3 separate regions of the Homo sapiens genome follow, and all the other regions are linked to region 1. The links are chromatin loops, found by intact Hi-C in ENCODE. Cell type or tissue: PC-3. All regions are shown on one strand.

What was found. Peaks named below come from ENCODE experiments on the same cell type or tissue, not always from the same donor. Only the 100,000 strongest peaks of a DNase experiment are listed, where the experiment ranks them.
Region 2: a loop joins it to region 1, with 6 times the contacts of the local background. A loop is called at or near these places in 9 of 110 quality-filtered maps.
Region 3: a loop joins it to region 1, with 4 times the contacts of the local background. A loop is called at or near these places in 5 of 110 quality-filtered maps.

What each region holds. Positions count from the first base shown.
Region 1 is chr11:23,109,978-23,117,977 of GRCh38, forward strand. The region is part of intron 4 of LINC02718 (long intergenic non-protein coding RNA 2718); the gene reads left to right. Among named protein-coding and RNA genes, the nearest start is that of CCDC179, 250 kb to the left of the region's middle. In PC-3, a CTCF peak has its summit at 3,818 (motif pointing right); DNase peaks (open chromatin) are centred at 3,194 and 3,814; H3K4me3 peaks cover 401 bases; H3K27ac peaks cover 455 bases.
Region 2 is chr11:23,535,324-23,543,323 of GRCh38, forward strand. No RefSeq gene overlaps it. Among named protein-coding and RNA genes, the nearest start is that of MIR8054, 120 kb to the left of the region's middle. In PC-3, a CTCF peak has its summit at 4,889 (motif pointing right); a DNase peak (open chromatin) is centred at 5,068; H3K4me3 peaks cover 274 bases.
Region 3 is chr11:22,917,621-22,925,620 of GRCh38, forward strand. LINC02718 (long intergenic non-protein coding RNA 2718) reads left to right here. Exons shown (of 11, transcript NR_187210.1): 4 at 2,898-3,029. LOC124902646 (a long non-coding RNA gene) reads left to right here and starts at 3,217. Exons shown (of 2, transcript XR_007062623.1): 1 at 3,217-3,633. RefSeq lists an enhancer at 5,032-5,543. In PC-3, a CTCF peak has its summit at 3,508 (motif pointing right); a DNase peak (open chromatin) is centred at 3,531.

The DNA of each region.
Region 1 (8,000 bases):
ATAAGTGGAATAAAAGTGGAACCAAATTGTAATGTCCTGAGACACTGAAATATTAGATGAAGACCTGCCAGCCCAGAACACTTTCCTTCCGATAATCCAGATTTCAAATTAAGCATTATTTCCTTTGAGACTTTCTTGACCATCCTAAGGAAATAAGTTGCCCAGTCTTAGTTCATTACCTACTTAATTTTCTCATAGCTTTTATCAGTGCTTGGTAATTTGTTACGTTGTTATGTTATGTTTTGACCTGATAGTAGCTACTAAGTTGTCTAATTAACTGACTGATTTATTAATTGCCTTTTATTTTCTGATTTCTTTATTATTCTTTTTGTTGTTTTCCTTTCTCACTTCTTACCATTTGTTTGATTAATTTTTTTACTTTGCTCTTATTTTTCCTACTGAATTCCAAGTTAATCAGATATGACATTTCACCCAGTCACAATTTTAAGGGATGAATTTTTAACAAACTTTCAAGAAACAGAGCTTCCATCTTACACTTACTCTTTCAGCATTGGAAAAAGAAGAGATGAGTTTCCCTTCTCATCTGGCATGATGCTTTCTTTATCTTGATTGAATGGAGCTCAGAATCATCCCATAATGTAAAGCTCAGTAAAGCTCAGTAAAATCAGTAAAATTTCAAATGGGCATCACATGAGGTTGTTATAAATAGATGAATCCCACTCTAAATAACAGCATCTGCACATACACAAAAAGGAGTAAGTTCTGGTGAATGCCAGCGTGGAACACAAGATCAGATAGTTGTGAATGTACAGAAAAACTGTAAAATGTTCAAAGAAAAGTATTGTTAGAGACCAGAAGCCACCGTAAGATGCAGCCATAGGCAGCAGGAAGGCAAGTCATCCAGAGCTGGATTGGTGAGGTATATTTAAAGTTCAGGGCTGAAAGGACACCTAAGTGGTGGACAAGACCACCACGGTTGAAACAACAACAGAACACTGACCTAGGGTGGGAAATATTGAAATGGCATCAGTTTTCTGCCTTGAGACTCTGAAACTCAGGCCGTTTGCCCTGAGACTGCCACGTGGTTCAAGGTGTTATTTTATTAATCATTAATTAATGAATTTTCTGAAAGCACAAGTCAATTAGGTCAGTACTGAAAAAGAATTCTATAAATCATGAATGCTGCAATCCTTCAAAGCCCTTTTCTTATATAGCCAGGGCAGTCACTATACCACTTAAAAATGAAATTTTTGTCATCAGATTATTTATTCACATTCTTTTCCCTTTTCTAAAGTTAGTGATTTTCATAGCCAACTTGATTCCTAGGCATAGTTCAATATATCTAGCTTCTTAGACCAAAGGCACATTTTTAATATACAGAAGAATGGAGTGGCTCTCAGTCTTGTTGTAGACATAAGCATACTCTAAGTAGGTGTTTTTTGCATTTAATTTTGGATTTTTGCATAAAAGAAGGACGATATGCTGTAACTTTGAGATAGGTAACTTAGTATGCTTTCTTGACTTTGAATAAGTGGCAGCTGTGAAAATGAGCTGTCTAACTGCTGGGAGAGTAATTGACTTAGGGTCCCAGAGGCTGTACTCTGAATCCACCAACACCCAGTTCATGTCAAGATCATACTTCCAACAGGCTGCTCCCAGGCAGTGGCTGAGTGTAGGCAGGAGACTGCAGCAGGACTGTTTCTGGGGGGTTATTTTCACTGAAGGACTCAGTGATATACTTGATGAAATTTCTTAGAACCGCACTGCAGGGTAAGATGTTTCTACACAACCTCCCTTCCCTCCCTCTCTCTCCCACATGGATCAAATATGCATTGATTGCTTCCTGTGGCTCCCTTCTCATTTACACTCACAGGCAGTGCCCTAATAAATCTCTTGCACGTGTAATGATGTCCTGGTATCTGCCTCTCAGAGGACCCAGAATAACAACAGATTCTAAAATTGCTTTAAAAATATCTTTCAACCTTGTCTTTGGTAATATTTCTGGAAAAGTTTCATCTTGCTTTTTCTTCTTGTAATAAATTGTGAGGTAAAATCACCTTAGTGTTTGAAAACCTCAAAAATAAAACTTGGTACAATAATTCCTTTGATGTACTACACATATCAGTATGTTCTGCTTTTCTGGGCTAGAGCTGAACTAGTACTTCTTTTTACTGATTGGGGAAACCAATATCAGAAACCAACAAACACCTTAAAAAGTGTATGTAAGAACTGTAATTCTTTTTTAAAGTTGTGATGGATCCATTTCAATATCACATGGCTTCCCATATATACGGAGAAAACATACATATTGGAAACCTTGGCATGTACATATTTCTAAAAAATATAAAAATATTCCCTGAGAACTGCGTGAGTTCATTTAGATCACTGAATTAAGGGCTGAGTTTAAAACATTGTTTCAGATGTTAGAAATACACATCACTCCCTAAAAGCATCTAGGTGCCCAGCGTGTTTGTTCCTGCTTTGCAGATATTTACCGTACTTTAACAGAGTTGAGGGTACTTTGCTTTAGTTGGGTCCCTCAGGAGAAACCACTTGAACAAAAATCAGAGTGTTTTCGGCTTCTCAGCTTGACTCTGCCACAGCAGCATGTATGGTTTTTCACTAGCTGTTGATTCTCAATGCCTCCTTTTGGGCTTCTCCATTTCCCCTGCTTCATTTACACAGAAGGAGTAGAAGAGAAAGGACTCTAATAGCAAATGCCTGAGAAATTCTTGAGCGTTCTGTGTTCCCAGAGGAGCATGGTCCAGCTTTTACTCCAGTTTCCTCACATTTCTCTTTGAAAATTCTACAAAACACAACAAAAGATGTTTTAAATATTTCTACAGGACTAATACAAATAATAAAACAATCTATACCTTCAGGCAGAGAAAACCCACAAATTCACCCTATTCCCAATTAAAAAACAAAAAAAGTGCCTAAGTGGGAGGTAGGGGTAGGAGATCCTTCACAGCCCCAGCATTAGAGTGGAAGTCACAACTGTGGAGCAGATCAGTAGCGGATCAGAAGGACTGCCGTACCGAGAAGTGAAAGAAATACAGACACAGCATGAGCAGTGACAGAACTCAGAAACCCAAGCAAATAGAATGCACTGCAAGAGGGGAGAGCACCATTGTAAGGGACATGGATGTGCTTTGGTCAAGAATTAGGCCTAGGCAGACATCCAGGCCTGTGTGACTCAGCGGGGTTAGGGTGCAGGTGCATACTCCACTTGTTATATAACCTGTTTGTGTAAGCTCAAACTTGGCTCTGAGCCACTATTGTCTGCAGAAGGTGTAACTGCCCTGCTGACACTACGGGCTGTTAGGTATGGCTTGACATGGTGCTGGCACCCAGAGAAAGAGAGAGAGAGAGAACCAGAGCTGTCTGTCTTGCAGAAGGATATATAGGGGAGCCACAGCATGGCTCGTGCTGGTGCCCAGAAAGGGAAATAATTAAGCTGCTGACCCTGAAGGCAAGGGAGAGCCAAATGTGCAGCTGCAGGTGTGGGGTGGCAGGAGCCACAGAGCTGCAGCAGACAGCCCAGATAAAGGTGGACAGTGTTAGAGGGCCAGTGTGAGTAAGCCGCTGATGAGAAACGGCCCCCCTGGAGCGTTCTTTCAGCTATCCATCCACTCCCCTTGGACCTCAGCTAGGGCTAGACCCTAACCCTGGGTGTGGCATTTGGCATAATCGTGGACCTGGACCTAACAACCACGAGTGGAAAACTGCTATGGCGAAGTTTGAGAATGAAATGATCAGGACAGGAGAACTGGGAAAGCAAAAGGAAATGACAGGGAAATTTGGACTAAAGCACTAACTTTAATTAAATAAACTGCCGGAGACATAACAGAAGAGGGAGCCCTTGAGCTGAGAAACCCAGACAGCTTCTGTAAACTCTTCCTCTCCTGTGCTGGTAGCTGTCACTTCTCACCTGCCAGGTGAGATAGCTGGTCCAGGAGAAATTTACTAATAAGGAATGGAAGTAGAGGCAGAGTGGAGAGGGCAGGGATGAAAACAAAGAAATGAAACATCTTCGTATGCCTGTCTATATCATTTTGACCCAAAGATCCCATAAGTGTATTATGCATAAAACCAACATTTCTTGAAATTAAATACAAAGGGAAACAAAGTAAACCCAATCATACATCAATTTGTAAAGTAACTACACAAGGAATGGGACTTCACAGAATAGACTTCTTACTGTACATCCTTACTTAACAGCATTAAAAGCACAAAAACAAAACAACTAAAAAGAAGTATCAATTTTATGTAGTAATTAATAGTAGTATGATTCATAATTATTTTATTTTATTTTATTTATTTATTTTTTTGTGATAGGGTCTCACTCTGTTGTTGCCCAGGCTGGAGTGCAGTGGCGAGAACACGACTCACTGTAGCCTCGACCTTCCTAGCTCAGGTGATTATCCAACCTCAGCCTCCTGAGTAGCTGGTAATACAGGTGCACACCACCATGCACAAATGATTTTTGTATTTTTTGTAGAGACAGCGTTTTTTCACGTTAATCAGGCTAGTCTCAAGCTCCTGGGCTCAAGTGATCCATCCACTTCAGCCTCCCAAATTTCTGGGATTATAGGTATGAGCTACCATGCTGGCCATAAATGTTATGTTGAGACTATGTCCTTCATATATTGAGGGTTAACACAAGATCTTAAGGTCTGTGGAAGAAAAACAAAAGGGCACTTTATTTTCTAAAAAATAACAGTCTACAGATCAGGGAGATGTGTAGCCTCCAATGTAAAGGGAAAGCATGTTCTGGAGAAAAAGAGCAGGTCTGACTTAAATAAAGGAAGTTCATGACCCAACCCTCAAACAGGTCAGTTTATGCAAATGAAGAAATCAGGCCAAGTGCAGTGGCTGATGTCAGGTATCTCAGCACTTTAGGAGGCTGAGGCAGGAGAATTGCTTAAGGTCAGGAGTTTGAGAGCAGCCTGAGCAACATAGCAAGATCCCTCTCTGCAAAAAATAACAAAAATTAGCAGGGCATGTTAGTGTGCACCTGTGGTCCCAGCTACCCTGGAGGCTGAAGTGGGAGAATCATTGAGCTCAAGAGTTAGAGGTTATAGTGAGCTATGATCATGCCACTGCATTCCAGTCTGGAGGACAGAGTATATGCCCAGTCTGTTTAAAGAAAAAAATCAAATTTGGTCCTAATTGGGTAGTTTCCAAGCCCAAACTAGAAGTCTCTGTTGGATGACCCTTTTAGGCTACTGCTAGGAGAAGTTTTCCAACTACAGTGTCTCTATTTTAGCTCAGAAGTACAAACAGTATGTTAGGTAAGAATCGTATATTTTAATGCAGTTCATCTAAAAGCTATACATGTTCACCTTGTGCCCTTCTGCCAGATCTAGTCATTTCGAGCTATTCAACTGTGAATAGGATTGGGAAAAGTAATAGTCTGTGCTTCCAGGAAAAAGAGAAGAAAAGTATTGATGATTACTAATGTCTACTACACTGATATCAAAGTTTCCTATTAATAAAAATGTAGGTATAAGCATTTAATTGGGCACTCTTTGATGTATTTGGTAGGTTACATGATAAAATATGGGGGTGTGGTCCAGGCATAGATATATATTCTAAAGCTATCCAGGTGAGTATAATGTATAGCTATGTTTAAGAACCACAGAGAGTAAAGCCTGTTACAGTTTCTAACAAAGATAATTCAATATGCCCAAATTAAATCTGCAGACAAGTAATTTCATATGCTATTATTTAAAGTAATAAATTTAGAAAACTAATAATAAAACAAAAAAAGCAGAAATGTTAAATAATAATAATAATAAAATAATTTTATGTGTAGCAAGTATTTATGAATGAAAGAGCCAAATAAGCTTAGAAAGAGAGGAGAAACAAAAAAAAAACTATTTTAGACTAACAACACTCATTTTTTTTGTTTTCAAGGATCTTTTAAAATTCTTACAAAGGATTAAGAGTTTTGGTAAGCCTTCATTTATTTATATGGGTTATTTCTATCTATATTTACTACATTAGAAATAAAAACTGTTAAATATTAAAATGTGTATTTGCTAATTCATTTGAAAAGAATAGTAAACCAAGTACCTATTAACATAAGCAACATATTTTTATGAAAATTACTAAAATTTCCAAAACCAAAGAAAACATTAATGAGAAGAGTGACAATGTTTTACAGTTTTGCAAATACTTTCAGTGTCTGATTTTATAGGCTGGATTCTCATACCTTTTCCTGCATCCATCTTTTCAATATTACATACCCTTTCCATAGCTTCTGAAAAATGCCACCATACACTTGAAAGACTATGAGAGCAGAAAAGGACAAATAATATATTAGCATTACTTTGAAAATGCTTTTGGCATTATGAGTCTGCAGAAAATATTGCAGAAACCCCTAGGAGTCTCCAGACGATCCACTGAGAAATATCTGTGAGTTGTTGTACACATATTTCAGCTTCTGAGTTCAAATGATTATATCCTGCACCTAGCTGTGATAATGCTAGGAAATGGTAATATCAATATTATGTTCTTTATATTCTCTGACAAATCTCTGGAGAACACATAGTCTCTCTTACAGGTTATGTACAGTTAGCAGTAAGTAATATTGTTAGACCACTCCAAAGGCCATTTTCACTGGCAATATTTACTAGACAAAATGGCCACTCCAGCCTGTGTATCATGGCTAATTAAGATGACTGAGAGCACTGGCTGTTCTGTCTTGATTAGACCCTGAGGAAGATATAGTCTTTGAGGGATTTTATTATCCCACAATGTAAGAAAGCTCTCCAGAGATTTTACCTCTGTCTCCCAGGAAAGAAACAAACAAGCATTATGAGGCTGGGCAGGACATCCAAGAGTCTGGGCTTAGATGCTTATCAGGGGAACCAGCCCCCAATATTTCAAGGTAGGTTCTTTCTATTTTCCCTAAGTGTCAGCCGGTCTGAGAAGTAAAGAGAAAGAGTACAAAGAGAGGAATTTTACAGCTGGGCCTCTGGGGGCGACATCACATATTGGTAGGTCTGTGATGTCCCCTGAGCCACAAAATCAGCAAGTTTTTATTAGGGATTTCAAAAGGGGAGGGGGTGTATGAACAGGGAGTAGGTCACAAAGATCACATGCTTCAAAGGGCAAAGCAAGATCACAAGGCAAGGGCAAAATTACCATTACTGATGAGGGTCTATGTTCCTCTGTGCACATATTGTCTTAATAAACATCTTAACAGAAAATAGAGTTCGAGAGCAGAGAACTGGTCTCACCTCAAATTTTCCAGGGTGGGATCTTTTCCCCGCCCTAATAAGCCTGAGGGTACTGCAGGAGACCAGGGTGTATTTCAGTTGTTATCTCAACTGCGTAAGATAGACACTCCCAGAGCGGCCGTTTATAGACCTCCCTCCAGGAATGCAATTCTTTTCCTAGGGTCTTAATATTTAATATTCCTTGCTAGGAGAAGAATTTAGCAATATCTCTCCTACTTGCACATCTGTTTATAGACTCTCTGCAAGAAGAAAAATATAGCACTATTCTGCCCGACCCTGCAGGCAGTCAGACCTTATGGTTGTCTTCCCTTGTTCCCTAAGATTGCTGTTATTCTGTTCGTTTTCAAGGTGCACTGATTTCATATTGTTCAAATACACGTGTTTTACAGTCAATTTGTACAACAGTGGTCCTGAGGTGATGCACATTCTCAGCTTACAAAGATAACAGGATTAAGAGATTAAAGTAAGACAGGCTTAAGAAATTATAAGGGTATTATTAGGGAAGTGATAATGTCCATATTAAAATGAAATCTTCACAATTTATGTTCAAAGATTGCAGTAAAGACATGCGTAAGAAATTATAAAAGTATTAATTTTGAGAACTGATAAATGCCCATGAAATCTTCACAATTTATGTTCCTCTGCTGCAGCTCCAGCCGGTCCCTCTGTTCGGGATCTCTGATTTCCCAGGACAGATGCTCAAGAGCGAGGGAAGAATTGCTCAGTGGCTGGAAGTGGGGACACTCAAAGATGGGCCTGGGCAGTCCAGATACAAGTTCACAAAACTGAGGA
Region 2 (8,000 bases), 430 kb after region 1:
TGGGTAATTTTCCAGCCCTCAAGCCCCTCCCGCCCTCCCACCTTTTGGAATCTCCAGTGTTTATTATTCCACTCTGTATGTCTACGTGTACCTGTTGTTTAGTTCCCACTTGTAAATGAGAACACGTGTTTCTGAGTTATTTCACTTAGGATAATGGCCTCAATGGCCTTCAGTTCCATCCATGTTGCTGCAAAAGACATGATTCCATTATTTTTATGGCTGGGTAGTATTCTGTAGTTTACAGATATACCACATGTTCTTTATGCAATCATCTGTTGATGGACACTTATGCTGATGCTATGGCTCTATTACTGTGAAAAGCACTGTGATAAACAAGAGTAGATATATTTTTGGTATAATGGTTTCTTTCCATTTTGGTATATACCTAGTAGTGGGATTGCTGGGTCAAATGGTAGTTCTATTTTCAGTTCTTTGAGAAATCTTCATACTGTTTTTCATAAAGGTTATACAAATTTACCTTCTTATCAACAATGTATAAGCATTTCCTTTTCTCCACATCCTAGCCAACATCTGTCATTTTTTGACTTTTTAATAATAGCCATTCTGACTGGTGTATGATGGTGGTTTTAATTTGCATTTATCTGGTGATTACTAATGATGGGCATTATTTATGTTTGCTGGCTGCTTGTATATCTCCTTTTGAAAAATGTCTGTTCATGTCTTTTGTCTATTTTTTAATGGGGATATTTGCTTTTTTTTCTTGGGTTGTTTGAATTCCTTGTAGATTCTGGATATTAGCCCTTGGTCAAATGCATAGTTTACATATATATTTTCCCATTCTGTAGGTTGTCTGTTTACTCTGATGATTGTTTCTTTTGCTGTGCAGAAGCTCTTTAACTTAATTAAGTCTAATTTGTCCATTTTTGTTTTTGTTGCATGTGATTTTGAGGACTTGGTCATAAATTCTCTGCCTAGGCCAATATCCAGAAAAATTTCTCCTAGGTTTTTCTTTAGGATTTGTATAGTTTCAGGTCTTACATTTAAGTTTTTAATTCATTTTGATTTAATTTTTATGTATGGTGAGAGATGTGGGTCCAGTTTTATTCTTTTGCATATGGCTATACATTTTTTTTCCAACACCATTTATTGAACAGGGTGTTCTGTCCCCATTGTATCTTTTCAGTCACTTTGTCAAATATCAGTTGGTTGTGGGTATGTGGCTTTATTTCTGGGTTATCTATTCTACTTCTTTGATTTATGTATCTATTCTTATAACAATATCATGCAGTTTTGGCTACTATAGTTCTGTAGTATAATTTGAAGTCAGGTAACATGATGTCTCTAGCTTTGTACTTTTTGCTTGTAATTGCATTGGCTATTCAGGCTCTTTTTTGATTCCATATGAATTTCAGAATTGGATTTTCTAATTCTTTGAAAAATGACATTGGTAATTTGTTACACATTTCATTGAATCTGTAGATTGCTTTGGGCAGTATGGTCATTTTAATTATATCAATTCTTCCAATCCATGAGCATCAGACGTTTTTCCATTTGTGTCACTTACAATTCCTTTCATTAGTGTCTTCTATTTCTCCTGGCAGAGGTATTTTACTTCCTTGGTTAAAAGTACTCTTAGGTATTTCATTTTTTATAGACATTATAAATGATATTGAATTCTGGGTTTGGTTCTCAGCTAGATTGTTATTGGTACACAGAAATGTTACTGATTTCTTGTACCTTGATTTTGTACGCTGAAACTTTACATCAAGTCTAGGCATCTTTTTGTAGGAGTATTTAGTGTTTTCTAGGTATTGCATCATATTATCGGCAAACAGATAATTTGACTTCCTCTTTTCCAATGTGGAAGCTTTTTATTTATTTTTCTTGCCTTATTGCTCTATTTAGGACTTCCAGTTCTAAATTGAGTAGGGGTAATAAAAATGGTCATCTTTGTTTTGTTCCAGGACTTACGGGGAATCCTTTAATCCTTTGGCACTTAGCGGTCCCAAACACCTGGCTGCCAAACAGTAGTGGTCCATGGCCGATTAGGAACCCAGCCACACAGCAGGAGATGAGCAGTGGGCAAGCAAGCATTACCTCCTGAGCTCAGCCTCTTGTCAGATCAGTATTGGCATTAGATTCTCATAGGAGCGTGAATCCTGTTGTAAATTGCACATGAGAGGGATCTAGTTTGTGCACTCCTTATGAGAATCTAACTACTGCCTGATGATCTGAGCTGGAACAGTTTTATCCCAAAACCATTCCCCACTCTCTGCACAGTCGGTAGAAAAATTGTCTTTCATGAAATCTGTCCCCAGTTCCAAAAAGGTTGGGAGTTGCTGCTTTAAACTATTCCTCACTGAAAATGATGTTGGCTAAGGGTTTGTCATATATGGCTTTTCTTATTTTGAGTTATGATCTTTGGATGGTTGTTTATTGAGGGTTTTTATTAGGAAGGAATGTTGTATGTTATCAAATGCTTTTTCCACATCTATTGAGATGATTATAATGTTTTTACTTTTAATTCTGTTTACCTGGTGAATCACATTTATTGATTCTCATGTGTTGAAACATCCCTGCACCCCAGGAATAAAACCCACTTAATCATAGTGCATTATCTTTGTGATGTGATGCTGCATTCAGTTTGCTAGTATTTTGTTGAGGGTTTTTGCATCTCTGTTCATCAAAAATACTGTCCTGTAGTTTTCTTCTTTTTGTTGTTGTATCCTTACCTGGCTTTGGAATCAGAGTAATACTCCTTCTTAGAATGAGCTAGAGAGGATTCCTTCCTCCTTGATCTTTTTTGGAAAAGTTTCAGTGATAATGATATAGTTCTTTGCATGTCTGGAAGCATTCAGCTATAAGTCCATTTGGTCCTGGGATTTTTAGTGTCAGGAAATGTTTTATTACTGATTCAGTTTCATTACTTGCTATTGGTCTGTTCAAGATTTCTACTTCTTCCTTGTTAAATTTTGGGAGGTTGTATGTTTTCAAGAATTTATCCATTCTTCTAGGTTTCCTAGTTCGTGTAGGTAAATATGCTCGTAGTGGTATATAATAATCTTTTGTATTTCTGTGGTATTAGTCATAATGTCACTCTTATTCTTTCTGCTTGTGCTTATTTGAATCTCTTTTTTTTCTTGGTTAATCTAGCTAGTAGTCTGTCATTTTTATCTTTTCAAAAAACCATCTTTTTATTTTATTGATTCTTAGTATTGTTTTTGGTCCCAGTTTCATTTAGTTCAGCTTTGATCTTTGTTATAATTTTTCTTCTGCTAGCTTTGGGTTTTGTTTGTTTTTCTTTTTCTAGTTCCTTAAAGTGCAAAGTAAGGTTAATTTGAGATTTTTCTATGTTTTTAAAATATATCTTCCTCTTAGCACTGCCTTTGCTGTTTCCCAGAGATTTTGGTATGCCATGTGTTTATTTTCATTTATTTTAACAATTTTTAATTTCTACCTTGATTTCACTGTTTATTTAAAGATTATTCAGGGTAAGTTATTTAATTTCTGTGTATTTATATAGTTTTGAGAGTTAATCTTAGTATTGATTTTTTTTTATTCCGTTGTGTCCTGAGAACATGCCTGATATAATTTTGACTTTTTAAAAATTTATTGAGACTTGCCTTGTGGCCTAATATATGGGAAAATTTTAAGAATGTTTCATGTACAGATGAGAAAAACGTGTATTCTGTAGTTGCAGGGCAGGATGTTCTGTGAATGTCTGTTAGGTCTATTTATTCTGGAATACAACTTAAATCTGGGGTTCTTTTGTTAATTTTCTGCCTCAGTGATCTGTCTAGTGCTGTCAGTGCAGTATTGAAATATCCCACAATTACTGTATCGTCTTATACATCTTTTCTTAGGTCTATTAGTATTTGTTTTATGAATCTGAGTGCTCTGGTGTTGAGTGCATACACATCTAGAATTGTCACAACTTCTTGAATTGATTTCTTCATCATTATGTAATAATCTTTGTCATTTTTTACTGTAATTTTTAATTGACTTACAATCTGTTTTATCTGATATAAGTATACCTGCTTTCTTTTGGGTTTTCTTTGCATGGCTTGTATTTTCAATTTTGTGTTTTCAGTTTTCTCTTGGATCTCATTGAGCTTTCTTATAATCCATATTTTGAATTATTTATCTGTCATTTCAGAATTTTCCTTTTGGTTAGGGTACATTGCTAGAGAGCTAGTGTGCTTTTTAGGGGTGTGGAAATCTGTTTTGTTTTTGTTTTTTTGTATTGATTCCTTCTCATCTGAAGAAGCTGTTACTTCTTATTTTTCAATTTACTCCCATTTGTTTTTCTTTTATTTTATGTTTGAGACAGGGTCTTGCTCTGTCACGCAGGCTGGAGTGCAGTAGCACGATCGTGGCATGACCGTGGCTCACCACAGCCTCGACCTCTTGGGCCCAAGTGACCCTCCCACCTCACCCTCCCAAGTAGCTGGGACCACAGGCATGTGCCACCACCATCATCTAATTTTTGTATTTTTTGTAGAGACAGGGTTTTGTCCTGTTGCCCAGTCTGGTCTTCAACTCCTGGGCTAAAGCAATTTGTCCTCCTCAGCCTCCCAGAGTGCTAGGATTACACATGTAAGCCACCACACCCAGCCAATTTACTCTCATTTGGATGGTAGTTTTTTATTTTCCTCCTTGAAGGTGACTGTAACCTATGTTGTATATGATCATTTAGCTTTGGTTCTGGGTGCTTTCAGCAGGCAAAAGCACTGTATATACTTCCTTGGTTATAGATAGCTTTTCTGTTGAGTGGTGGCTTTCTCAGATGCCGATTATAGTAGTAATGTAGTGGACATATGCTCAGGCGCGCTATCTTCTGTGGCGCTGGGAGTACAGAGGTCTCAGGAAGACTGATTATCTTGTTTCCGAGTTCTATTCCCTTCTGTTGGCAGGTTTTTAAATTTGGTTCTGCAGTTCAATCTTCTTTCCAGTAGATGGCACTTGTGAGTAAGAGCTGGCACACCCTTGGATACCCCAGTGAAGAGTGGAAGCACCTGTCCTGACAGGGGTGCTAGGGAGAGCTCGGGTGAGATGTGCTGAAATCTCTCCTGGGGCGGGGGGGGGCGGTGTGAAGCGAGGCTGGGGGTGCACTAGCTCTTTGCCCTGGGCAGACAGGAAGGTGGCTTGATCCACCATTGCTAAGAAGGGCTGGAGACTGTGAGTCAAATGAAAAGCATGAGAAAGAATGTGTGCATCCTCTAGAGGCAAAGACTGGCTCCCTGGCTGACAACCAGGTAGGAAACAGGAACCTTCCAACAGCAGGGAACTGAATTTGACTAATAGCCTATATGAGGTTAGAAGCAGATTTATCCCCAGAGCTTCCAGAAAGGATTGCAGACTACTGATTCCTTGGTTTTGGCATTGTAAAATTCTGAACTGTGCACCCTTTTAATCTATGCTACATCCAGATTTTGATCTACAGAACTGTGTGATAATAAGTTTTAAGTGTTGTGATAGTGTTGTTTTAAGACACTACATGTGAGGTAATCTGTTATAGTAGCAACTGGCAACTAACCCTCTAGCATCAGAAACCTTACTGATGTTTTCAGAGTACATCTTCCTTTTTCTAGCTTTCTTTGCTTTTCTTAGCTCTCTTTTCTCTGTTTGCAATTATTTCTCTCTTTTCTTTAGATGAGAAACTCATTTTTATGTTTTCCAGCAAATATGTTCTATAACCTCTTTAACGGCAAGACTGGGTGAGTTTTTACGGGTGAGTTTTTACATCTGATGCTTTCCTAGCATGCTAGCAGCATCACTATTACTGCAAATTAGTGCAGTGGTTGAAACAAGGGCTCTAAAGTTAAATGAATTAGAAGTTATTTCCCAGCTCTACCCTTCACTAGTTGTGTAACAAAATGTTAATTCTTAAAATAGACCTTCCCATATTAAATTGAAATTACCTTTTACTGAATTCTATTCTAGACTAAGAATTCTGAGTGCAGGTATCATGATTTTTTTTTTTTTTTTTTTTTTTTTTTTTTTTGAGACAGGGTCTCACTCTGTCACCCAGGCTGGAGTGCAGTGGTGTGATCTCTGCTCACTGCAACCTCTGCCTCCCAGGCTGAAGCCATCCTCTCACCTCAGCCCACAAGTAGTTAGGAGTACAGGCATGAGCCACCATGCCCCAGCTACTTTTTGTATTTTCTGTAGAGACAGGGTTTTACCATGTTGCCCAAGCTGGTCTCTAACTCCTGAGTTCAAGCGATTCACCCGCCTCAGCCTTCCCAAGTGCCACATTACATGCCTGAGCCATGATGGCTTGCCAAGGGATCATGATTTACTCTTGTGTCTTCAGGTTTAGACATACTGCCTGGTACCTAGTAACTACTTAATATCTGTTTACTGTCATGCCTCTGAGCCCAAGCTAAGCCATCATATCCCCTGTGACATGCACCTATACATCCAGATGGCCTGAAGCAACTGAAGATCCACAAAAGAAGTGAAAATAGCGTTAACTGATGACATTCCACAATTGTGATTTGTTTCTGCCCCACCCTAACTGATCAATGTACTTTGTAATCTCCCCCACCCTTAAGAATGTTCTTTGTAATCTCCCCCACTCTTAAGAAGGTTCTTTGTAATTCTCCCCACCCTTGAGAATGTACTTGGTGAAACCCACCCCCTGCCTGCAAAACATTGCTCCTACTTCCACCGCCTATCCCAAAACTTATAAGAACTAATGATAATCCCACCACCCTTTGCTGACTCTCTTTTCGGACTCCGCCCACCTGCACCTAGGTGAAATAAACAGCCTTGTTGCTCACACAAAGCCTGTTTGGTGGTCTCTTCACTCGGACATGCATGACATTTACCAAATGAAGCTTATATGTCAATGTGCTTTACCACTTATAAAGAATATTTATGAATATTATCTTAATTGGGGGTTCCAATAAACTCATTCAGCTTTATATCAAATATCTGTATACGTGTATTTTATAGATGAGGAAACCAAGGCAAGGGGTTAAATGTCCAAGTTAATATACAAGAGAGCAGTTTTCACTCTGAAAGATTCTAGTCCAAAGTCTATGTTACATGTACTCTGTCACAACATATTCTTAGCATGGAAATTCTCCCTTGTATAGTAGACTTCCTCATTAGCTTTAAACATCAGACCTGGATATAAGGCTTGTTGTCATTTGCATCATGGGATTTAAATTATGCACCATATAATTCTACTGGAGACATAAGAGGCATGGTGAATAACCCTACATCAGTGCTTGAGCACACCTTACACCTCCCAAATTAAAGTGGACAACTTGATTGGAATTAAGCACTGTACTCATATGGGTCTTCCTTTGTAAAATGACTGTCCAGAGAATAAAAAGATTATTTGTGAAGAACAATAATTCGTTGACTTTATACTGTCCTATCAAGTATCCTGAGAGTTGCTCACAAGTGAACCAGAATGAATAAAAGTAATTAAAGCAGTTACTGATAAGTATCAGGTCATTTCCTGTTATAAAGTTTGAATATACTCGATGAGCAATGAGGGTGTATTTTTGCCTCTTTCTTGGGAAATACCAAGCAAACGGCAATTGGCTTATTTTATTTCAAATGTTTCTGCTGTGAACAAAGAATACTTTTGACCTGTATTTCCTTTCAACTGTTGTGTATCTTGATCTTATCCATCCTTCGAAACCAATACAGCTTCTTTCTCTATAACCTTCCCTAATTATAATGTGAGCAACTAGGTTGAACTGTGCAAAAATGCTGACAACTGTTTTTGACTTAAAAATAATAATTTGTTTTAATTTAATATACTTGCTGTGAACACACCACCTATTATCTTCTTTACTCTTCTGAGATTCAAGGGATTTGAAAATACTTTAGAAAGCCATTAAGTAATGATACAAAAAGCTCTAAATTAAACTACATACAGAAAGTTACCTACATGTATGTTTGCGTGGATGTTTGTATACACATATATTTATTTATACATAGTCTACACAATCTAGTAAAAAACTATTTTTTTAAAAAGAAGGGAAATAATACTAGTGTTAATTTAATGCTTCTTAAGT
Region 3 (8,000 bases), 190 kb before region 1:
TTTCTTCATTCTTTCTCTTAATTTATAGTATGTTGAGATAGAGCTCGAATAAAAGTAGCTAAAATTGTGTTTTATCCATTCATTCATTTAGGCTACTTAGTGTTTCATGGCTTTATTTTGCTGTCAGATGTGCTATCGCATATATATTATCATGGGCAAATATTTCTTTAAGTCAATTTTGTATATAATAAATTGCATTATTTAAATCTATTTACTTTTTTACTAAAAATTTCTGTCTTGTCTGTGGGTCTCCTAAGACACTCTTTGTTAAAGATTTATTTAAAGGTAAACTGCTATAGTGATCATAATTATCTTAGTAGAGAATAACCTCCTGTGTGCAGGTTTATAAATTATTCACCTATATATATTCTAAATGGAAGCACTTTCTTTTATGATTGAGGAAAGAAATATAGCAAATTGAAGACTACTGCAAAACAGAGAGAAACCCTTTCATAACTTTGCTATCCTGATGACATTAATTTTCACTCACAGATGAAAGTTGATTTCTAATCCACATGCCTATGCATTTGATAGTTGTAGTCATTATTTCCACACCATTTCTGATTTTGAAATCATATTTCTAATTTTGAAGCCATATTATAAGCAGCTCTACTATATCTTGAAAGAGTACATAATTATTCATGCTTATGTCGTATTTTTTGATATAGTTTAGCAAATGTTTTTTACTGAGCATATATTTGACTGTCTAATTTTCTTTCTTTTTTAAGACGGAGTCTTGCTCTGTCACCAGGCTGGAGTGCAGTGGCGCGATCTCGGCTCACTGCAACCTCTGTCTCCCTGGTTCAAGTAATTCTCCTGCCTCAGCCTCCTGAGTAGCTTGGACTACAGGCGCCCGCCACCATGCCTGGCTAATTTTGTATTTTTAGTAGAGACGGGGTTTCACCATGTTGGCCAGGATGGTCTCGATCTCTTGACATCATGATCTGCCCACCTTGGCCTCCCAAAGTGCTGGGATTACAGGTGTGAGCCACCATGCCTCACCTAATTTTCTTCATTCATTCTTTCTTTTCTGTTTTTTTCTTTCTTCCTTCTTTTTCTCCTTCCTTCCTTTTATGTATTTACAGTTCTACTATTATAAGTGATTTGCAAATGAAATACTTTTACTTTTTTGTTATACTTCTGTAAATTATTCCCATATGAAGTATTCTTGAGAGTGGAATTACAGCTTCAAAGAGTTTGCTAAGAGATTAGATCTGAAGTATTTTTACCACCAAATAAATAAATAAATGTAACTGTGAAAGATGAGGGATGTGCTAATTAGCTTTACTGTGGTAATCATTTCACTATATATATATATATATATGTATGTATACACATACACATATATATGTATTTCTAATAATCACATAATATACCTTATACACCTTACATAAATACATTTATTTTGCCAGTTACACCTCAATAAAGCTGGGAAGAAAGAGTTTGAATGCCCACATGATGGTTTCTTTATTCTGCCATATTGTTCTCTCACTTGACAATAGTGCTTTAAAAAGTTTTGAATTTGAAGAGGCCAATAAATATACAAAAATACTCTTGAATTTTTTATATAATGTGTAAATCCAACCCACATGTAAATGTATGAGAAAGGTACAAAAATGCTTGCCTTTGTATCTGAATATTATTTCAATTTTTGCATTATCATTTGGTATTATATTATTGTTTATATTAACAGCTGGAAAAATATTTAAGCCCTGGAGCCATTTGCAATGGTTATCTTTTATTTTTTGTGAACTGATTTACCGATTTGGAAAAAAAATCCTTAGTCTAAAATTGTGCTTTCAATACTCTACTACCTACAAAGACTATATTCTCTTCAAAGATCTTTATTTTTATAGACTATGTTATAATGAAATTGACTCTTTTTTGTGTATAGTTCTGTAATGCCTAAGATTCTTGCCTGGCCATGCCAAAGAATTGGTGTGGCAGCTGATCACGATGAGTGATAGAGACATGGACAGAGTGCAAGAAAAAGTTGTAGGCTTTATTGAGCAGAGTGAAAGTACAAAGCTTCCACAGCATGGAAGGGGTCCTGAATGGGTAGCCACTGTTGGTTTTGGGTGATTGCCTTTTAAACTCTTTAAGGCAGGAAATACGTGTGGCAGGAAGATGTTACCAGAGCGAGAAACAAAGGCAGTAAATTATTTTGTGACATGTCTTAGATTTTGAGGAAAACCGGAATTGCAACTTAGGTTTTATCTACTTTCTGACCTTGCAGCGGCATGGCAAAGGAGACAGGATCTTACAGGACCTTACAAAGTATGTTTACAAGGAATTGGAATTGGGAGTATAGATAAGGTCTGCTGGTTACAGAAAAACGGGTAGTTAACATTTCTTTTACTTTAGTTTCGGTGAGGGGAAAGGGAGAGAGGGAGAGAGGACACAGGGAAACTTACAGTAAAATTTTCGCTGTTTATAGCTTTCTTGGGGAAGAAAACACATGCACAAATCCTGGTGTTAGGAATATTTTAAGCATATATCTTCAATATTATTCATCCAGGACTGAAGTAAGTCCTGAAGTAGGAAATGAGTGCGTTTCACAGCTTTCTGAGCCCCTGCAGGACCCAGGAGGCCCAGCTGGTACCTCCTCTCAGTTCTATGGCTTTCAACACATATATAGATCTGAGTAGCCAACACCACGATTGAAATAGAGAAAAATTTCATCACCTCTCCAAATTCCCTTTTGCAATACCTTTCCAAGTACACCCTCCTTCCAATTTTAACTTCTGATAATGACTGAGGGGTTCTCTAGCACTATAGTTTTGTTATTGCCAAAAAAAATTATATAAATGAAACCATCTATTATGTAATCTTTAAGACCGGCTTCTTTTCTTAAACAATATTTTACTTCACTTTGCTTTCTTTTTATTTTATTTTAGAGACAGAGTCTTGCTCTGTTGCCCAGAATGGAATGCAGTAGCACAATCCTAACTAATCGTAACCTTGAACTCCTGGGTTCAAGCGATCCTCCTGCCTCAGCCTCCTCAGTATAGGACTACAGGCGTGCCCAGGTAAGGCTGGCTTCTTTTACTCTATTACGTTTTTTTTTTTAGTTTTGTCTGCTCATCATTTGTCTGTTTCCCCTTTCTATTTTCCTTTGGGTTATTTGAACACCTTTAATATTTCATTTAATTTATTATTACTACTTTTGACATATATTTTTATATAATTTTATGGCATGTCTGTTGGCAACAACTTCTTCATTTTCTTTCATTTAGCAATGTTTTTATTTCATCTTCATTCTTGATGGATATTTTCACTGGATAAAGAATTCTGGACTGATAGCTTTTTTATTTCAGTGCTTTAAAAATGTTTTTCCACTTCACTCTGGTTTCTACAATCTCTGATGAGAAATTCTCAGTCATTTGAATAGTTGTTTTCCTACAAGCAGGGTTTTTCAGCCTTAGCAGCACTGATATTTGGGGCCAGAAATTCTTGTGGGAGGCTTTCTTGTACAATGCAGGAAACTTAGAGGCATTCATTGCTTCTGCCCACTAGATGTCAGTAGCACCTATCCCCGGCCATCACAATAAAACATGTCTCTAGACTTTGCTAGATGTCCCTGGGTTGTTTCAGAAGACAAAATCAGACCCGTTGAGAATCACTGCTACAGAGGTAATGTGTCCATTTTCTTTGGCTACTTTAAACATTATTTTTTCTTTTTAGTTTTTAGCAGTTTGATTGTGATGTGTCTGTATATAGATTATTTTGGTTTCTCTTGTTTGGGGTTACTGAGCTTTTTAAAATTTTTCTTGTTTCCTGTCAAACTTAGAAAATATTCGCACATTATTTAAAAGAAAAATTTTTTGCACATCGTATTTTCTTTTCTCATTCTGAGACCTCAATGCGTGTTAAAAGTTTTGTTACTATCTTGCAAGTTCCTGAATCTCTTTTTATTCTCACTTTTTTTTTTTTCTGTTGTTCAGATTGGATAATTTCTATTCATCTGTCTTCAAGCTCATAGGTTTTTTGCTCTGAAATCTGCATTCTGCCTTCAAGGCCATTCAGTGAGTTTTTACATTTCAGTTATTGTATTTACTGTTTTAAAATTTTCATTTAGTTCTTTATATCTAAAATTTATTACTGATATTTTTAATGTATCCATTTATTTCAAGGGTTTGAAATCCTTAATTCCATTTATTTATTTATTTATTTAGAGATGGAATATCGCTCTGTCCCCCAGGCTGGAGTGCAGTGGTGCGATCTCGGCTCATCGCAACCTCCACCTCCTGGGTTCAAGTGATTCTTCTGTCTCAGCCTCCCGAGTAGCTGGGACTACAGGCATGCACCACCAGGCCTGGCTCATTTTTGTTTTTTAAGTAGAGATGGGGTTTCACTATGTTGACCAGGCTGGTCTCAAACTCCTCACCTCAAGTGATATGCCTCCCTCAGCCTCCCAAAGTGCTGGAATTATGGGCATGAGCCACTGCTCCTGGCCCTTGAAGTCCTTCATTCTTAGAGCATTTTTCTAAAGCAAATTTGAAGTCTTTTTCCTGATAATTCTAACATTTTGTCACCTAGACATTGGTTTCTGTTAATTGCCTTTTTCATGCGAGTCGTGATTTTCCTGGCTGTGGGTATGCTAAGTGATCTTGGCTTGTTTCTTGGAAATTTTAAACATGATATGAAACTTGTTTTTTTTGTGATTTGTATGTATTTTTTTTTTTCAATTTTTTCATAGAAATGGGATCTCCCTTTGTTGCCCAGGCTGCCCTCAAGCCCCTGGGCTCAAGGGATCCTCCTTTTGCAGCCTCTCAAAGTGCTAGTATTATATGCATGAGCCACTGTGCTTAGCTTGGTATTTTTGTTTTAGTATACAATTTACCCAGTTGTATTCAGGTCATACATTTTAACCTGCTTTTTGTGAGTTTTGGTTTCAGTGTCAGTTATGTTTTCAAAGCATTTGTAGTGCTACTCCTATGTGTTCCATGTGTGCACCAGTAAATGGCTAGATGGGACTTTGGCACTTATCTATTCTTTAGTTTAGATCTTAATGTCTTTGATATGCTATTTAGTGTCAGATCTATACATGCACAGCTTACTACTTTATGAGGTTGCTTTCCTGAGCTCTTTCCTCTCTATGATCTCTCCAGCCCTTTCTGGTTCCCTTAGGTTTCTCTTATCTGTCCTCTGGCCAGAAAGCCAGGTTTTATTTATCTTCCTTTAGCTTCACACTTCCCATGAGTATGCCCTCATTCAAGACCAAGCAACAGGAAGACAGAGAACAAAAGGAAATAGGAGCTTGTCTCACCCTCTTGGGACCACTGCTCCTCTATTCCGAAGAGTTTATCTTTTCTCAGAGATTTAGTCCTGTGAGCCCCATTGTTTCAGGATTGCCTGAGGACTGATACAGGAGACAACAGAAAAACAAACAAATACACAAGGGATTCCCTATCCTCCACCCCTCAGCATTGCATTATGAAACCCATTTGCAGCTACTAGAGCCAGAATCAGAAGGATCCTTGTGGAGCTCTCTCTATCCACATCACTATGCAGTTCCAAGTTTAAGGTTACATTGAATCCAGGCTGGGATTCCAAGCCTGGGGGGATTGGGTGGTATACCAAATAGAAACACACACACCGCCACCCACCCCCCCAACACTCAAGTAAACTCACCTATGATATGGCAGTACTTCAAATACTCATCTTCTTCCTGAGTCTGCCAACTATTGTTTGCTTTTCACTGTTGTCAAATGGCTGCATAATGCATTCTGTGCACATTTTATAGTTGCAATAAGTAGGAAAGATAGAGTGGGATGCATTTACTCCATCTTACTTGAAACAGGAGCATATGTTATCTCAGTAATTTTGATGTAAGCAAACTTTCTGAAAAGGAGTTTTAGAATAGGCTTGTTAACTGAATACATACCTCCCAGATAAACTGTAATCTCCTGCCAGAGAGTAAAGCCCTTGGTGCTTTATTGTTGTCCTTTATTTTTATTGTGGTGACTTCAGAATACCTAGACCTGTACTACCATTTTTTTACAGAGATTTTTGAGATGTAACAAATGAACTTAAAAATCTCCTTTATTTACACTACTACCTCATTAACAGCTTGTTCATCTTTATCTCAAAATCAATGGCAAACAAATTTCATCTCAAGTTCTTCCAAGGTCATCTAGTTTTGGGTACCTAGAATGTGGGTCTGGGAAGAATACAGAGGATCCATAATGTTTATCAGGAAGGTGTGCCTGGATTGAATAGTGTGACACATCTTCCATGTTTGATTAGTGTGACGCATCTTCCATGCAAAAAGGAGAGACATGTACATTCTGTGTACCTGACTACTTAGAGCTACATGTTTTCAGAGTAGTAAAAGTAAGCTGGTAAGCAATAATTAATGAGTTACTGGTACTTTGTAATCCCACTGAAGATAAAGTTTTGCTTGGTTAACACAGAAACCATGTCATAACACTGATTAGCAACAGTTTCTTTGTTTTACAAAAGTCTTGATAACTGACTCCATCCTTCTTAAAGCTTTAACCCAAATTTAAGTCTCACCAGCTTTTGTTCAAATGAAGCCACATTAACATTAGTGTCTAAATTATTACAGTTCTTATTCTAATGATTAACTTTAGGTAGTATTTTCCAATGAGAATTTTATAACCTCCTGACTGTATTTAGAAAATCTGTGAGAACATTTGCCTAAATGATTGAAAGTGCCACAGGCATTATGTAGTTAGGGTTTAGGAATTCTAGAAGGCCAGCAGTGTGAGAGACAGACACAAACAAAAGAGAATATTATTTTGGCAGAATTCTAATACAAAGTTATAATATACAGATATTCTTAGATTAGGGCAAGAGGTGTTTATGTGTCAGAACTGTTGTAAATAATCCTGTCCAGGTCCCAGGGAAATACTTTTCTGTGTATGCTCTTGGAATAAAAGATGATGGCACATGTACAGTGAAGATACATGGCTTTTGCCACTGCTAATGTTAATAACACATTGTTTTAGAGGGCAAAGATGATTTGAGAGGCAGAAATGCTTGCTTAAGAGAAAAGACAGATTAATTAAACTGTCAAATTAGTTCTCTAAGACAGTCTGAATGCAAATGATTCTTACATACATAATTATGTCTTCACAATAATGCTGTGTTCATTACTTTTTTGCTTGTCTTTGTGTTCCAAAGTAATTATAATTACTCACAATCTAGCACACTATTTACATCCATTGTACATGGAAACTATGGGACATTTTATAACATTAAAGAATTCAGATTGCTCTTAAATTTGTATATATGTAGGTATACAAACAATGCTTATGCAGTAGTGCATGTATTATTTACACTGGCAACAAGAAAATGAATAGAACTGTGAATGGTTTTATTTTTAAACAATCTTTTGTAAGACATAGTTTAAATTAAAAAAATTCACCTTTACTCAGATAATTTTTGTGTAAAATTTAGATTCTAGTAATTATAAATGGTATAGTTTTCTAATTTTGATAGTTAAAACATTTTAGAAAAAATAAATTTTTATTCCATTTAGGCTTCTGTCTTTGTGATTTTCTTCTAAATTACTGGCTTTTCAAGTAACTTATAAAAACATTATTATTATTATTGTATGTAATGTACTACTAATTTATATTTGTGGTGGGTCCTCCCAAATAAACAGGGATTCTAAGCAAGAACAACGTGCTAGTTGTGATCATGCAACTTCTCCTGTTTCCCCATCTCCCACCTCCAACTAGATTGACACCCGAAAGCCTCTCTAACAAAGAACTTCTGAATAGACCCTGAACTATTCTGAGTTCCTGTAGTTGCTTCGCAAAGTGACAAATTGCCAGTAAAATTCTCATTTGAAATAGCCGATAAGAAAGGAAAACATTTACATTTAAGATTTCTTTGTGAGCTTTTGTTTTGTGAAAAGTTTAGAAATGGGTTTATGTATTCTTTGGGGGTTTGGGACGTTTAAGGTAAGAGAATTGAGGAAAGTCCACTATAATAAACATTTATTGAGTTCAGACACCCCATTGGTCATG